Linked DNA regions of Homo sapiens: region 2 is linked to region 1. A link is an interaction called in ENCODE POLR2A ChIA-PET data of the cell type or tissue named here. Cell type or tissue: B cell. All regions are shown on one strand.

Region 1 (8,000 bases):
CAACTGTTCTGAATAGCAACCTTGTATTTATCCAATTTCAGTCTATACATACCCTATGATCTAGCAATTGTACTCTTGGGAAAACATCCTAAATAAATGGTCACAAAGGTCCATAAGAGCCCAAGTACATGAAAACTCATCACAGTTTGAGGTAGACAATCTGGGTCTATCACTGAAAGGCTGAACACAGCAATACCTAATCTTTTTGGCACCCAGGATCAGTTTCATGGAAGACAATTTTTCCATGAAAAAAGAGGGAAGGTGGAGGTTGGGTGGGGAATAGTTTAGAGATGAAACTGTTCTACCTCATATCAGGCATTAGATTCTCATAAGGAGTGCACAACCTGGATCCCTTGCATGTGCACAGTTCACAATAGAGTTCATGCTCCTATGAGAATCTAACGCTGCTGAATCAAACAGGTGGAGCTCAGGCAGTAATGCTCACTCTCCTGCCGCTCACCTCCTGCTGTGTGGCCGGTTACTAACAGGACTGGTACTGGTCCTTGGCCCAGGGGTTGAGGACTCCTGGCCTAAAAGATATACACTATTAAAGTTTTATGCAGCAGTTAGAAACTGTGGATTAGATGTACAGATAGGACCATGGATAATAAGGGCAGGAAGGATAAGAAACTACATAGTGGGAGACAGGCAGTACAATCTACCAAACTCCTTTTTATCCCTGAAACATATTATGCTGTATTATAATGCCCCTGAAATATGGTATACTACATTAAAAACGCATTTATGAACACTGATCTTATTCTACACATTATAAAAGTTACATTTGCTGTTAAGCACGTTATGTAGGAATCCTTTACATACTATTTTAGATCATTTAATAGAAAGAAAGACTGTCAAATAAAGATGAGAATTTTGCTCACTTTAGCTCCAACACTGCAACTGCCCGTACTTCCAGTGCTCCCACTTGCAACTCCAGTAAATCTAGCTTCCAATAACTCTTGCCTTCTTGGATCCAGACTATGAAGCTCATCCATTGCACCTATTAAGAAAAAAAAATATATATGTACACATATATATGTGTGTATACTTTATACTTACACACACAAATATATATATGTGATTAGTTAAGATGTTAAAAATTTAGGAATGAATGCTACAAGCAGACGAAATTGAGAGACTTTATTTTTAAATGTACACATCAACTTATCAAAACATCCTACAATGGATTTCCAACACTTTTGGCTGCAACTCACAGAAGAAATATATTTTCCATCTAATTTAGTACACAGTTACAAACATTCATATATTTAAAAGTTTCACAGAATACCAAATCTTACTGCAATGCAGTAGTAAGAGTCCTGTACAACATCTATTTTCTAGCCTATCCTAGTCCACTTAAAAAAGAGTGAGGTGACACTAGTAAATAGCAATTAAATTGATTTCATAAACCAACAATGGACCATGGGTCCATAGTTTAAAAAATACTACTCTCCTAATGTAATCTCCCTATTCTGAGCATACCCAGAATTGTAACTATGCGACATTACCACTTAATTATTTTGTTTATGTATATCTTATATAACTAACTACATTTTAAACTATAAAGAACTGTTTTATTATTGTCACAATCCTTAAGATTTTTTGTACGGTTGATAGTTTTAAGTTTCCATCAGGTAAATGAAACACAAACACGTTTACCACACACACAGATGACTGAAGTAACACTTACTAGTATTAAACCACCTTGAAAATTAAGGGGAAAAATTTAACACCCTGATGTTATTGTTATTATGCAGACTAAAGCACTCCAAATTCTAGATGAAGTTCAAACAAAAATTACTTTATCTATGTCTGCTAATTCTCTTCTAACAAAAACCCCAGAAGTGACATAAATGAATGGCTCTCAAAGGGAGCAGGTAAGGATATTACCAGAATCCAGAATGACTTGGGGAACATTTTTGAACTATACTAGCCCCTTCCACACATCCTGACATTCCTCTCCTAAAGGTTAACAACTACTCCTATAGATCTTATCTTTTGAAATTCCCTTTCTTACTTTTTATCCTCACCTGGACAGAGGACTAGATGGATGGTGGCCACTCTTTCATGCTTATTTGGATCCCTGTACCTGAAAATACACCTTCCTCTGTCTACTTCTTCTAGCTCAAAAAAAGAGGTAAATCCCTCTAAAAAGCTAAAGCCTTTAACACTTGCTTTTGACCTCACTCCTTCTTGACATCCAAGAAATCTTGTATTCACAAGTACCCTACCTCTCTGGCATCTACTCACTCCTTGTCTCCTTCTGCCCTCACTTATGTCTTTTTAGAAGTCTACCTTAGCCTCAATTTTACTGTACTACCATTTAATTCTTCCCTTAAACTGGTTTATAACCATATCATCCTTAGTATCATCAATGCTTCCATTTTTTCTCTTCCTGCTATTACATCAGAAACTGTATATTATTCCTTTATTGAGAGGAAAAACCAAAGCAAAAACATAAACAGTTCTAGTTTTCATAATTCAGCCACACCTGTTCCCCCCACCACCTTCTTGTTCTCTCTTAACTGCAAATATTCCCCATGGCCTTCTGTTTTCTTTTCAGATCTCCTTTGGCTTCAAACATGATTCTCAAATCACACACCTATTATATGCCAGGTCTGCCAAGTCTTAAGCCTGGCACTGAAACTTAAAATCTACTGAAGTTTTGCTTTATAAAAAACTATCAATCCTTCCCTGGCACAGGACTATTTTGAAAACATTAAATCACATTTTTAAAATAAGAATATGGTACTGGCATAAAGACAGACATATATATAGAGCAATGGGATAAAACAGGGAGACCAGAAAATAAACCCTCACGTGAAATGATTTTCAGTAAGAACACCAACACCATTTAGTGGAGAAAGATCAGTCTTTTCAACAAATGGTGCAGGGAAAACTGGATATCCACATGCAAATAAATTGAGTTGGATCCTTACTTTAACCATATAAAAAAATTAACTCAAAATGGATCAAATGCCTGAATATAAGACCTAAAACTTTCTAACTCTTAGAAGAAAACATATGGATAAAGCTTCATGGCACTGAATTTAGCAATGGTTTCTTTGATCTAACACCAAAAGCACAGGCAACTAAAGAAAAAATAGGGCCAGGTGCAGTGGCTCATGCCTGAAATCCCAGCACTTTGGGAGGCCAAGGCCGGCAGATCACTTGAGGTCAGCAGTTCGAGACTAGCCTGGCCAACATCTCTACTAAACGTCTCTACTAAAAATACAAAAAAATTAGCCGAGCGTGGTGGTGTGTGCCTGTAATCTCAGCTACTCAGGAGGCTGAGGCAAGAGAATCACCTGAACCCAGGAGGCAAAGGCTGCAGTGAATCGAGGTCGTACCACTGCACTCCAGCCTGGGCGACAGAGTGAGACTCCGTCAGAAAAAAAAAAAAAAAAAAAAAAAAGGAAGGAAGGAAAATAGGTAAGTTGGACTTCATCAAAATTAAAAACTTTTGTGCCTAAAAGGACACAATCAACAGAGTGAGACGGCAACCCACAGAATGGAAAAAATATCTGAAAATTATATATCTGATAAAGGATTGATATCCAGAATATATAAAGAACTTCTACAACTCAATAACAAAAAAAACCCAATTAAAAAATGGGCAAAAGACTGGAATACAAATTTTTCCAAAGAAGATATGCAAATGACCAATAAGCACATGAAAAGATGCTCAACATTAATCATGAGGGAAATGCAAATCAAAATCACGGTGAGACACCACTTCATACCCATTAGGATGGCTGTTATCAAAAACTAAAACCCCAAATATACAAGTGCTAGTGAGGATGTGGAGAAATTGGAATCCTTGTGCATCGCTGGTGGGAACATAAAATGGTGCGGCCACTGTGCAAAACAGTATAGCGGTTCCTCAAAAAATGAAACACTGAATTACCATATGATCCAGCAATTTCACTTCTGAGTATATAACCAATACAAGCGAAAGCAATGGCTCAAACAGGTATTTGTACAAACACATTTACAGCAGCATTATTCACATTAGCCTAAAGGTAGAAGCAATCCAAGTGGCCATCAACAGATGAATGGATAAACAAAATGTGGTATCTACATACAATGGAATATTATTCAGCCTGAAAAATGAAGAAAATATGGGTGCATGCTACAACACGGAGATCTCCGAAGATATGCTAAGTAAAATAAGCCAGTCACAAAAGGTGGTTGCCAGGGGCTGGGGGTGTGGTGGAATGGGAGGTTAGTATTTAATGGGTACAGAGTTTCAGCTGAGGAAGACAGAAAATTTCTACAGATGAATAGTGGTGATGGTAGCACAGTATGAATGTACTTAATACCACTGAACTTTACATTTAAAAATAGTTAACATGGTAAATTTTATATTTTGCCACAATTTAAAAAAAAATAATTAGATGTCGCGGCGCCTGCCTATAATCCCAGCACTTTGGGAGCCCAAGGCAAAGAGAATCACTTGAGTCCAGGAGTTCAAGATCAGCCTGAGCAACGTGGCAAAACCCTGTCTCTACAAAAAATACAAAAATTAGCTGGGTGTGGCAGTGAGCATCTGTAATTCCAGCTACTAAGGAGCTGAGGTGGGAGGACTGCTTGAGCCCAGGAGGTCGAGGCTGCAGTGAGCCAAGATTGCACCACTGCACTCCACGCTGGGTGACACAGCGAGAACCTGTCTCAAATAATACTTACAAGTTCTTAATTCAATAAATTGGACTTCATCAAAAATTTAAAATGGTGCTAGTTCAAAAGAACATGGTTACAAAATGAAAAGGTAAACAACAGATTGGAAGAAAACATTTATAAAGCATGTATGTGCTATATACTATGCCTACTCTTTGACTTGATAACTGGTTGATGGCACACTGAAATTTACCATGGAAGATGAGGGCATGGGGCCCTGCTTTGACCTAGATCAGTAAATAATAATATATTTTGTTTCCTATTGTTTTTCCCAGATATATAGCTTCCTCTAGGACCTCAACCCTCTTCATGAGGTCTTACAGGAAATTAGGCACCCAAGAACAAATGGGTTTCTAACCAAAAACTCTTAAAAGCACAATCTCTCCTTAATTCTTAACACCTTCTAATTACTTTTTGTTTGTTTGTTTTTTGAGACGCAGTCTCACTCTGTCACCAGGCTGGAGTGTAGTGGTGCAATCTTGGCTCACTGCAACCTCCACCTCCTGGGTTCAAGCGATTCTCCTGCCTCAGACTCCTGAGTGGCTGGGACTACAGGTGCTCACCACCACGCCCAGCTAATTTTTGTATTTTTAGTGAAGACGGGGTTTCACCATGTTGGCCAGGATGCACCATGTTGGCCAGGATGGTCTCGATCTCTTGACCTCGTGAATTACACACCTCAGCCTCCCAAAGTGCTGGGATTACAGGCGTGAGCCACCGCACCCGGCCCTAATAAGATATTTTAAAGAGGCAATATACTCAAGAGCCCCTGGTGTAATTCCTGGCACATAATAGGTGCTTAGCAAATGTTAATCCTAAACAGTAGAGCCTTGCTACTTAAACTACAGTGCATGAGCCCAGCAGCAACTGTATCACCAAGATGCTTATAAGAAATGCAAAATCATGGGTTCCTCCACAAACCGACCACACCAGAATCTGCATCTTAACAAGATCCCCAGTAATTACTATATACATTCATGTTTCAGAAGTACTTCTGTAGAACACAGATCTGTAACTTTTTCTGTAAAGGGCCCAGTCACAAATATTTTAGTCTTTGCTGGCCAACAGGCAAAATCATATAGATACTTACATAACAAGACAGAAACAATTTTTTTTTTTTTTTGGAGACACTCTGTCGCCCAGGCTGGATACAGAAACAATTTCCAAAAACTTTTTATTGACAAAATCCAAGATACAATAATGAGTATAATATTTTATAATAGGCCAGGTGCAGTGGCTCACATCTATAATCCCAGCACGTTGGGAGACTGAGGAGGGCGGATCACTTAAGGTCAGGAGTTCAAGACCAGCCTGGCCAACATGGTGAAACCCCATCTCTACTAAAAACACAAAAATTAGCCAGGTGTGGTGGCGGATGCCTGTAATCCCAGCTACTTAGGAGGCTGAGGCACAAGAATCACTTGAACCCAGGAGGTAGAGGTTGCAGTGAGCCGAGATCACACCACTTCACTCCAGCCTGGGTGACAAGAGAAGACCCTATATGAAAAAATAAATAAATAAATACACACACACACACACACACACACACACACTTCTTTTTTTAATAAAAGTTTGCTAATGAAAAGAATGAAATTCTTTTTGAGAAGATAGCACCTCACTTAATTGGGGTTTCCTATCATCAAAATCTACTACAAATACTCATCTGTTAAATTTTGTTTTGAGACGGAGTCTTGCTCTGTTGCCCAGCCTGAAGTGCAGTGGCACAATCTCGGCTCACTACAACCTCCACCGCCCAGGTTCAAGAGATTCTCCCACCTCAGCCTCCCAAGTAGCCGGGATTACAGGCACATGCCACCATGCCTGGCTAATTTTTGTAATTTTTTTTTTAGTAGAAACAGGGTTTCACCATGTTGGCCAAGCTGTTTTTGAACTCCTAATCTCAAGTGATCAGCCCACCTGTGCCTCCTAAAGTGCTGGGATTACAGGCATGAGCCACCACGCCTGGCCTCATCTGTTAATACTGATCTGCAGGCTAAACGCAGTGGCTCACGTCTGTAATCACAACACTTTGGGAGGCCAAGACAGGTGGATTGTTTGAGCCCAAGAGTCCGAGACCAGCCTGGGCAACATAGGGAGACCCTGTCTCTACAAAAATTAAAAAAATAAAACCTAAGGTGTGGTGGTATGCACCTATGGTCGCAGCTACTCAGGAGGCTGAGGTAGGAGAAGCGCTTGGGGCCAGGAGATACAGGCTTGCAGTGAGTCATGATTGTGCCACTGTACTCCAGCCTGGGCGCAGAATGAGAGCACTTTTGCTTAAAAACAAACAAACAAAAAAACACTGATCTGTAATGAGACTGTATGTATTTGTCTTTGAAAATGTCTTTTAACAGAAACAGATATTGCCAAATATTGATATTAACCCACAAGCATGATTTTAATTGAGCATATTCATTACTGGGAAGGCAGTTATCCATTGGTTCTTCATTTGATATTTGCCTTTCAGTATGTCATCACAGTGCAGATTAATTACTTCCAATTCAAGGTTAGGTAGAAAGTTTCTCCACTACAAAATTAAACAAATTTTTGAAATATGGAACTTTCTGTGCATTTGTGTCAACTTCTGAAAAATGCTGTGGGAACTATAGTTTGAGACTAGAAAATACGTCCACTCATATTTATGTGGGAATGACAATCTAACTTCTTTGACAGCTTGAGAAATATATAAAGCAGCCTGAAATTATTTGGGATTTGAATATCAGTTGCCACTGAAATGACTTTACCACATTCTTTCAAATATAGACACTATTTTGCCTTGAAATCTTAGGTTAAATTCATTTTAAAAACATTACTCAATCTTCACAAAAAGCTAATTTCCAAAGCTAATTAGTATTTAATAGCAGTTGAGGGCAGTTCTCTTTATTAAAAAAATTTCAATCTCAGCCTTTAGCTCAAACAATTGTGAAAATATACTTTACCACTTCTAAGCCAGTCAGGATATTTGTCCTGTTTCTAACAAAAATTAATGCAGCTGATGCTAGTTAAGTCCAAAAGAGCAAACTGACTTCACAGTTGACAGTACTGATTCAGTAACACACATGGATAGATGGAAATATTTTCTGCAAAGTATCTGCCAATGAATAACAATGAATAACCATAAACTATGAACTCCTCAGTTTTACAAGCTTTGTAAATTACTCCAACTAAGCCTTTTGCTGCTCCGTATGTATTCTATCACCACCGCTTGCAGCACATCCTTACAGATTCCACTTCAGATTGTACTTAGTGTTTTCTCAGCTTTGAAAATATTCTTGCCTGTAGTTGTTCTGCACAGGCTATTCAGAGGCCAACTTTTCTGCCAC
Region 2 (8,000 bases), 270 kb after region 1:
GAGGTGAGAGGGAAAAGGAAGTGGTGCTGTTGATGCTCCAGGCCTCTATGCCTAATTCATTCAGGTCAGGTTTGCTTTTATCTTTTAAATCCTAGGATTCCATGTTAAAGCTTCACTTGAAAATAGTTCTGTTGCTAAAGAAAATTATAAAAACCACTGGACTGGATCAAGGGTTCCCAAACCTGGCTCCTCAACAGAATAACTAAAAGAGCCTTTTCAAGTTAGAAATTCCTGGGCCATACCTCTAGACCTACTGAAATAGTAACTCCCAGAAGGATTCTTGTGCAGCCAGCCCAAAGCTAGCCCGTGTGTTTGAGGAGTGCTGGACCAGATGATCCTTGCTTTCCTGAGTCTATGACAAAACAGAACTTAAATCAGTAGGCAAGAATCTCAGGCAAGAGAGCAGGTGGTAGCAGATGGAAAAAGAGAATATAGATAGCTAAATCACTAGGGTCTAATGAAGAAAACAAAAAAAATTGATAAATGAGGAGCTTGCCTAAGATCAGAAGTTGCTCTGGAGATTTAATTGCCTGGCAAAGGGCCCATTTTATCTCATAGCCTGTGATAACTATCCATATTGGTGATGGTAGTGAAAATGGTTTAATGGAGCAGCTGTCCAAAAAAGTATAATGTGAACTACATACGTAGTTTTAAAATTTCTAGTAGCCATGGTAAGGAAAAATGAAAATAAAGAGGTGAAACCAATTTTAAAAATATATTTTATTTAGGCCAGGCACAGTGGCTCACGCCTGTAATCCCAGTACTTTGGGAGTCCGAGGTAGGCAGTTCACCTGAGGTCAGGAGTGCGAGACCGGCCTGGCCAACACAGCGAAACCTTGTCTCTACAAAAAATACAAAAATTAGCTGGGCGTGGTGGCAATATGGAAGGGAAGAGTGTGGTCCCTTTAAATGATACAGAAGCGGGGAAGGGAAGCGCTACTTAGAGGAGGACGTGGTCCCTGGCTAGGGCTCCACCCACATGAACCTAGGTGAGGACAGGCATTTCCTGCCCAAATGTTGTATTTTCCCAAGACCGCCCTGGCCTGCCACGCCCCGATCCTATGCCTATAAACAATCCCCTCCCCCCAGACCCCAGCAGGCAGACACACAGGTGGCTGGACATGGCGAGAAGCACATCAGGAGGCACCAGCACACCAGCAGGCCACCCACCAGCAGAACGACATTTGGCTAGGGCAGCCAGAGGAGAGCCCAGTCCACCTAGCGGTCCGACTCCAGGGGAAAACCATCTCCCTTCTGACTCCCCAATCTGCTGAGAGCTACTTCCACTCAGTAAAACCTTGCACTCATTCTCCAAGCTCATAAGTGATCCGATTCTTCCCATACACCAAGGCAAGAACCCTGGGATACAGAAATCTGTCTTTACGATAAGGCAGGGGTATAACTGAGCTAACACAAGCTGCCTATGCATGGCTAAACTAAAAGAGCACCCTGTAACACGCGCTCACTGGGACTTCAGGAGCTGTAAACACTCACCCCTATACACTGTCATGGGGTAGGAGCCCCACAGCCTGCCCATCTGTATGCTCCCCTAGAGGTCTGAGCAGCGGGGCACTGAAGAAGTGAGCCACACCCCCATCGCACATCCAGCGAGGGGGACATAGGAGCTTTTTCCCTTTCAGTGGTGCATGTTTATAATCCCAGATACTCAGGAGGCTGAGGCAGGAGAATTGCTTGAACCTGGGAGGCAGAGGTTGCAGTGAGCTGAGATTGAATCACTGCACTCCAGCCAGGGCGACAGAGCGAGACTCTGTCTTATTTAAAAAAAATTAAAAAAAAAATTTTTTTTTAAATATATATATGTATGTATGTGCATATATATATAATTTAATTGCATATATCCAAATTTTCATTCACTTTTAACATATAATTCAATATAAAAATTGAGATTGTTTACCTTATTTTTTGTACTAAGTTTTTAAAATTTTACAGTACATCTCAATTCAGCCCAGTTATTAATATATTTCAAGTGCTGAATAACCACCTGTGGCTAGTGACTACCATATTGTATAGTGTAGAACTAATTAATTAAAAAATCAATGTATTCCCTTTCAAAATTGAGATTCGGTTGCAATAAAAACATAAAAAGCCCATGAATCACCTTCCTAGCCCCAGAGATGCTGTTCCAGAGGCTAGTCTGATAACAATTTTGTCTGCAGATATCATGCCCAACTTGACTTCTTCAGCTCTGACCACTCTCCCTCTTCCCAGCAGCAGTGTCTGCGTGCTGGACATTTACACCTGAATGTCCTGCTCACAAAGCCTATTATTCAAAATGTCTAAAACCAAATTAACCATCTTTCTTCCAAAATAAAACAAATACATTTACCTCTTGATTTTCCTATTTCTATCAGTTACTTAAGATCAAAACTTCAGAGTCAACTTCTTCCTTTTTCTTTACTCTGCACAAGCACCAAATTCTGTTTATTCTTCTGTCACGATCTCTTGCTCACTGGCCCTTTTCTGCTTCTAATTCTTCCTGCTGATCAGTCTAGCATGGTGTTACCAAATATATACACTTAATACACTAAATATAATGTCATTTATTTATCTTCAGTGGCTCTATAATGCCTTATACTTCAGCTATGAATTCAGGACCATGCACATCTTAAACCTACCCCCCATCTGGCCTATGTCATTCCAACCTTATCTTTCACCAATCTCCTAGAAAAGCCTTTCTTAAGGCAAACTATCCTATCCTCTATCTCATGAAAATGCCTTATATTTCCTCATCTCAGTGCTTTATGATTTTCTATCCACCTAGAATGCCCTTATTTCAGTTTACCTATTCAAAGCATTAATTCAACAATATTTGTGTGTCAGGCATTGTGCTATGTACTGCAGGCAATATAAATACAGGCATATCTTGTATAATTATGCTTTGCTTGATCACACTTCACAGCTATTGCATTTTTTACAAATTGAAGGTTTGTGGCAACCCTGCATTGAGCAAGTCTATTGGCACCATTTCTCCAACAGCATGTGCTCATTTCATGTCTCTGTTACATTTTGGTAATTCTTGCAATATTTCAAACTATTTCATTATTATTATATCTGTTATGAGCTGTGATCAGTGATCTTTGATGTTACTATTGTAATTGTTTTAGAGTACCATGAACCATATCCATATAAAACAGCTAATTTAATTGATAAATGTTATGTGTGTTCTGACTGCTCCACTGACCTGGCTTTCCCTGTCTATTTCCCTCTCCTCAGGTTCCCCTACTCCCTGAGACAAAACAATAATGAAATGAGGCCAGTTGATTACCCTACAATGGCCTCTACGTGTTCAAATGAAAGGAATAGTTATATATATCTCATTTTAAATCAAAAGCTAGAAAAGATTAAGCTTAGTGAGGAAGGCCTTTTGCAAGCTGAGATAGGACAAAACCTAGGCCTCTAGCACTAGTCAACTTGTGAAATGCAAAGGAAAAGTTCTTAAAGGAAATTAAAGATGCTACTCCAGGTTGAGTGCTATGGCTCACACCTGTAATCCCAGCACTTTGGGAGGCTGAGTTGGAAAGATCACTTGAGCTCAGGAGTTCAAGGCCAGCCTGGGCAACATGGTGAAACCCCATCTCTACAAAAAATACAAAAATTAGCCAGGCATGGCAGTGAATGCCTATAGTCCCAGCTACTTGGGAGGCTGAGGCCAGAGAATCACTTGACCCAGGTGAAGGTTCAGTGAACCGTGACCACACCACTGCACTCCAGCTTGGGTGACAGAGTCTCCCTGTCTCACAAAAAAAAAAAAAAAAAAAAAAAAAAAAATGCTGCTCCAGTGAATACATGAATGAAAAGAAAGTGAAATAGCATTACTGATATGGAGAAAGGTTTAGTGGTCTGCATAAAAGATAAAACCAGCCACAATATTCCCATAAGCCAAAGCCTAATCCAGAGCAAGGCCCTAACTTTCTTTGACTCTATGAAGGCTCACAGAGATGAGGTAGCTGCAGAAGAAAAGTGAAGCTAGTGGAGGTTGGTTCATGAGGTTTAAGGAAAGAAGACATCTCCATAGCATAAAAGTACAAAGCAAAGCAGTAAGTGCTGATGGAGAAGCTGTAGCATCGAGTTATCCAGAAGATCCAGCTAAGATCACTGATGAAGGTGGTTACACTAAAAAACAAACTTTCAATGTAAATAAAACAGCTTTCTATTGGAAGAAGATGTCATCTAAGACTTTCATAGCCAGAAAGGAGAAGTCAATGCCTGGCTTCAAAGCTTCAAAGGACAGGCTGACTCTCCTGTTAAGGGCTAAGGCAGTTGGTGACTTTAAGTTGAAGCCAGTGCTTATTTACTATTCCCAAAATCCTAGGGCCCTTAAAAATTATACTGAATCTACTCTGCCTATACTCTATAAATGAAACAACAAAGCCTGGATGACAACACATCTGTTTATAGCATGGTTTACTGAATGTTTTAAGCCCACTGTGGAGACCTAATGCTCAGAAAAAAGAATTCCTTGCAAAATACTACTGCTCACTGACAATATACCTTGTCACTCCAGAGTTCTGATGGAAATGTACAAGGATATTAATGTTGCTTTCATGCCAACTAACACAATATCCATTCTGCAGCCCTTGGATCAAGAAGTAATTTCAACTTTCAAGTCTTATTTAAGAACTACATTTCGTAAAGCTATAGCTGCCATAAATAGTAATTCCTCTAGTGGATCTGGGCAAAGTAAACTGAAAACACTCTGGAAAGGATTCACCAATCTACATGCCATTAAGAACATTTGTGATTCATGGGAGGAGGTCAAAATAATAACATCAATAGGAGTTTGGAAGAAGTTGATTCTAATGGATGATAAGGGGTTCAAGACTTCAGTGGAAAAAGTAACGGCAGATATGGTGGAAACAGCAAGAGAACTAGAATTAAAAGTGGGGCCTAAAGATTTAGTCTGAATTGCTGCAATCTCATGATAAAACTTGAACAGATGAGGAGTTCCTTTGTAGGGATGAGCAAAGAAAGTAGTTTCTTGAGATGGAATCTACTTGGGGTGAAGACAGTGTGAACACTGTGGAAATCACAACAAAGAATTTAGACATAATTTAGACAACAAAGAATTTAGACATAATTTAGACAACAAAGAATTTAGACAAAATTCTAAATATTAAACAAAATATTTAGAATATTACATACACTTAGTTGATAAAACAGTGGCAGGATCTGTGAGGACTGACTGATTTTGAAAGTTCTACTGTAGGTAAAATGCTATCAAACAGCATCACATGCTACAGAGAAATCTTTCATGAAAGGGAGAGTCAGTTGATGATGCAAACTCCATTGTTGTCTTATTTTAAGAAACTGCCACAGCCACTCCAACCACCACCCTGATCAGTCAGCAGCCATCAACACTGAGGTAAGACCCTCTGCCAACAAAAAGATTATGACTCACTGAAGGCTCAGATGACTGTTAGCATTTTTTAGCAAGAAATTACTTTTTAATTAGGTTTGTACACTGTTTTCTTAGACATAATGCTATTGTACACTTAAGAGACTACAGTATAGTGTAAACATAACTTTTATATGCACTGGGAAACCAAAAAAATTGTGTGACTCACTTTATTGCAATATTTGCTTTACTGCAGTGGTCTCAACCAAACCTACAACATTTCTGAGGTGTGCCTGTAATCGTAATCTCAGTTTCCCTCACTTTAAGAAATCTTTCTGACTATGCCCAAACAGAAGTGTTTTTGCATTACTGAGTTGTTCTCATATGGCATATAGTCTGTAACACTCATTGAGCCCTCACAATTTACTGCCTTGTAGGGGTAATTATCAGCTTTTTCTGTAAATATCTATCTTTCCAAATAGGGTGGATTCCCTGAAAGCATAGACGAGAATCATACCAATATGATCTCCCTGGTGCTCAGTAAGACACAGGTACTGATCTGCATTTGCTGGATGACAAGTATGAAAAAGAGGGAAGGAACTGTGGAGCAGGAGGAGGGCCCCACCTAGGAAAGAATCCTCACCCCCACCCAGTGACAGCAGGCAAATCAGGATCAGAGGTAAGTAGGAAGGGCCTGCAAGAACTCCAAGGCTACTAAAAGCATATGGAAAGTTTCACTCTTCCAATTCCATTTGCAATGAAATTCAGAATCAGCAACACTTAAGTCAGGATCGGTTACCCTAGCTTTTGGACCTCTACAACATGAGTTAGGTCATCAGCTTTAAAAACCCTTTCTTAATTCTAAATGAAAATAATACCACTGGTGATATTTAAGAAACACACATAATATCAGATTTAAAAAGAAAACTCACCACATGTTGTGTTCAAAAACTTTGGCTGGGTCAGTTAAAATCCTTGATCCCAGAGGGGCCACTGGGTGGTAACCACTTTGGTATCTGTGTGGCACCTTTCCTAGCCTTAGACAAGAAATGGAATTTCTCCAAATCATATTCATCCTAAGCAGTACCTAAAAAGTTACAAATGATTAATTAGTCAACATAGATTAAACAGTGTATTGTTTATCTAATACCCAAAACCTGGTTCTAAAGGTTTTCAATCTGAGAATGCACATGAAAACTAGAAACTTTTTAATGAAAGATGAGCATAACAGCTTCTCTCCTGAAGTATATTCAGGCCAAGAGATGGGAGAGAAATATTTAGGGTGGGCAACACTGGCTGGCATTTTTTTGAAGCCATAGCCTTGACCAACTTTGCTTTGTTCGATATTTTATTTGCTTATTTAATTTTTAGCACATGATCAAAGCATGTCTGAATTTGTGTACTAAAGACAGATTTTTTTTAAAGTAATTTTATTTTTTGGGGGGTAATTCTAGGAAAATATATTTCTAGGAAATATTTTGTGACCACTAGACAAAAATCCCAAGTATGGCAGAAGAATAAGAAAACAAACCTGTAACTCTCATTCTCCGTGCTGAACTGAATAATATGAAAATCAGTCAAATAAATAAATATTAAGACAGAATCTTAGCAATTATTAATTCTAACAATCCTGTATACATATATTTTTAAGAATAGTCAGTAATATGGATGCAAAATAGATTTTCCTGAACAAAATGCATGCTTTGCCAGGCATGGTGGCTCATGCCTGTAATCCCAGCACTTTGGCAGGCCGAGGCAGGTGGGTCACTTGAGGTCAGGAGTTCGAGACCAGCCTGGCCAACATAGGAAAACCCCATCTTTACTAAAAATACAAAAAAAAAAAAAATTATCCAGGAGTGATGTGAATTCCTGTAATCCCAGCTACTTGGAGGCTGAGGCAAGAGAATCGCTTGAACCCAGGAGGCGGAGATTGCAGTGAGCCGAGATTGTGTCATTGCACTCCCGCCTGGGCAACAGAATAAGACTCTGTCTCAAAACAAACAAAACAAAACAAAAATGCATGCTTAAGGCCAGCTGCAGTGGCTCATGCCTATAATCCCAACATTTTGGGAGGCCAAGGTGAGAGAGTTACTTGAGTCCAAGAGTTAGAGACCAGCCTGGGCAACATAGTGAGACCGTTTCTTCAAAAAATAAAAAAAAATTAGGGGTGATGGTGCACATCTGTGGTTCCAGCTACACGAGAGGCCAAGCCTAGAGGCTGAAGCTGTAGTGAGCCATGATCATGCCACTGCATTCCAGCCTGGGTCATAGAGCAAGACTCTGTCTTATAAAAAAGCAAAAAAAAAAAAAAAAAAGCATGCTTATACCCTAGCTCAAGAGGAGAATCATCTGCTGATTAGCCCAAATCCATCTCCATTTCTGGAAGAATAACAAGCATTTAAAGAGTATGTCATCTTAATTATGTACTTGTAAATATGTCACTTTAAAATCTTTATGGAAAAGTATTAAAAAGAAGCTCTAAGGTGCTTACTTTTTCCAATAAGAAACCATTGTAATACTGCTTGACATTTCAGTTGTTCATCACAACATTCAGCCTAATGCTGTCAGCTGTCAGGTGGAAACAGATGCTAAAAGGTGTGTGTATGTAATATGCATCACAGATCATTGGAGGTGCTATTAGGCG

What was found. Peaks named below come from ENCODE experiments on the same cell type or tissue, not always from the same donor. Only the 100,000 strongest peaks of a DNase experiment are listed, where the experiment ranks them.
Region 2: POLR2A ChIA-PET joins it to region 1 with 14 read pairs; 2 of 35 experiments call an interaction of 5 or more read pairs at or near these places.

Annotation. Positions count from the first base shown.
Region 1 is chr2:171,116,858-171,124,857 of GRCh38, forward strand. It overlaps TLK1 (tousled like kinase 1), which reads right to left. Exons shown (of 21, transcript NM_012290.5): 2 at 882-1,000. It overlaps LOC124906092, which reads right to left. Exons shown (of 1, transcript XM_047446755.1): 1 at 5,349-8,000. The coding sequence starts at 7,115. The coding sequence ends at 6,618. Among named protein-coding and RNA genes, the nearest start is that of TLK1, 40 kb to the right of the region's middle. In B cell, no CTCF peak of the experiment used is centred here; no DNase peak of the experiment used is centred here; H3K27ac peaks cover 831 bases.
Region 2 is chr2:171,385,755-171,393,754 of GRCh38, forward strand. METTL8 (methyltransferase 8, tRNA N3-cytidine) reads right to left here. Exons shown (of 10, transcript NM_001321154.2): 2 at 6,289-6,443. The coding sequence starts at 6,431. Among named protein-coding and RNA genes, the nearest start is that of METTL8, 44 kb to the right of the region's middle. RefSeq lists enhancers at 610-1,194, 1,195-1,779. In B cell, no CTCF peak of the experiment used is centred here; a DNase peak (open chromatin) is centred at 4,201; H3K4me3 peaks cover 745 bases; H3K27ac peaks cover 2,661 bases.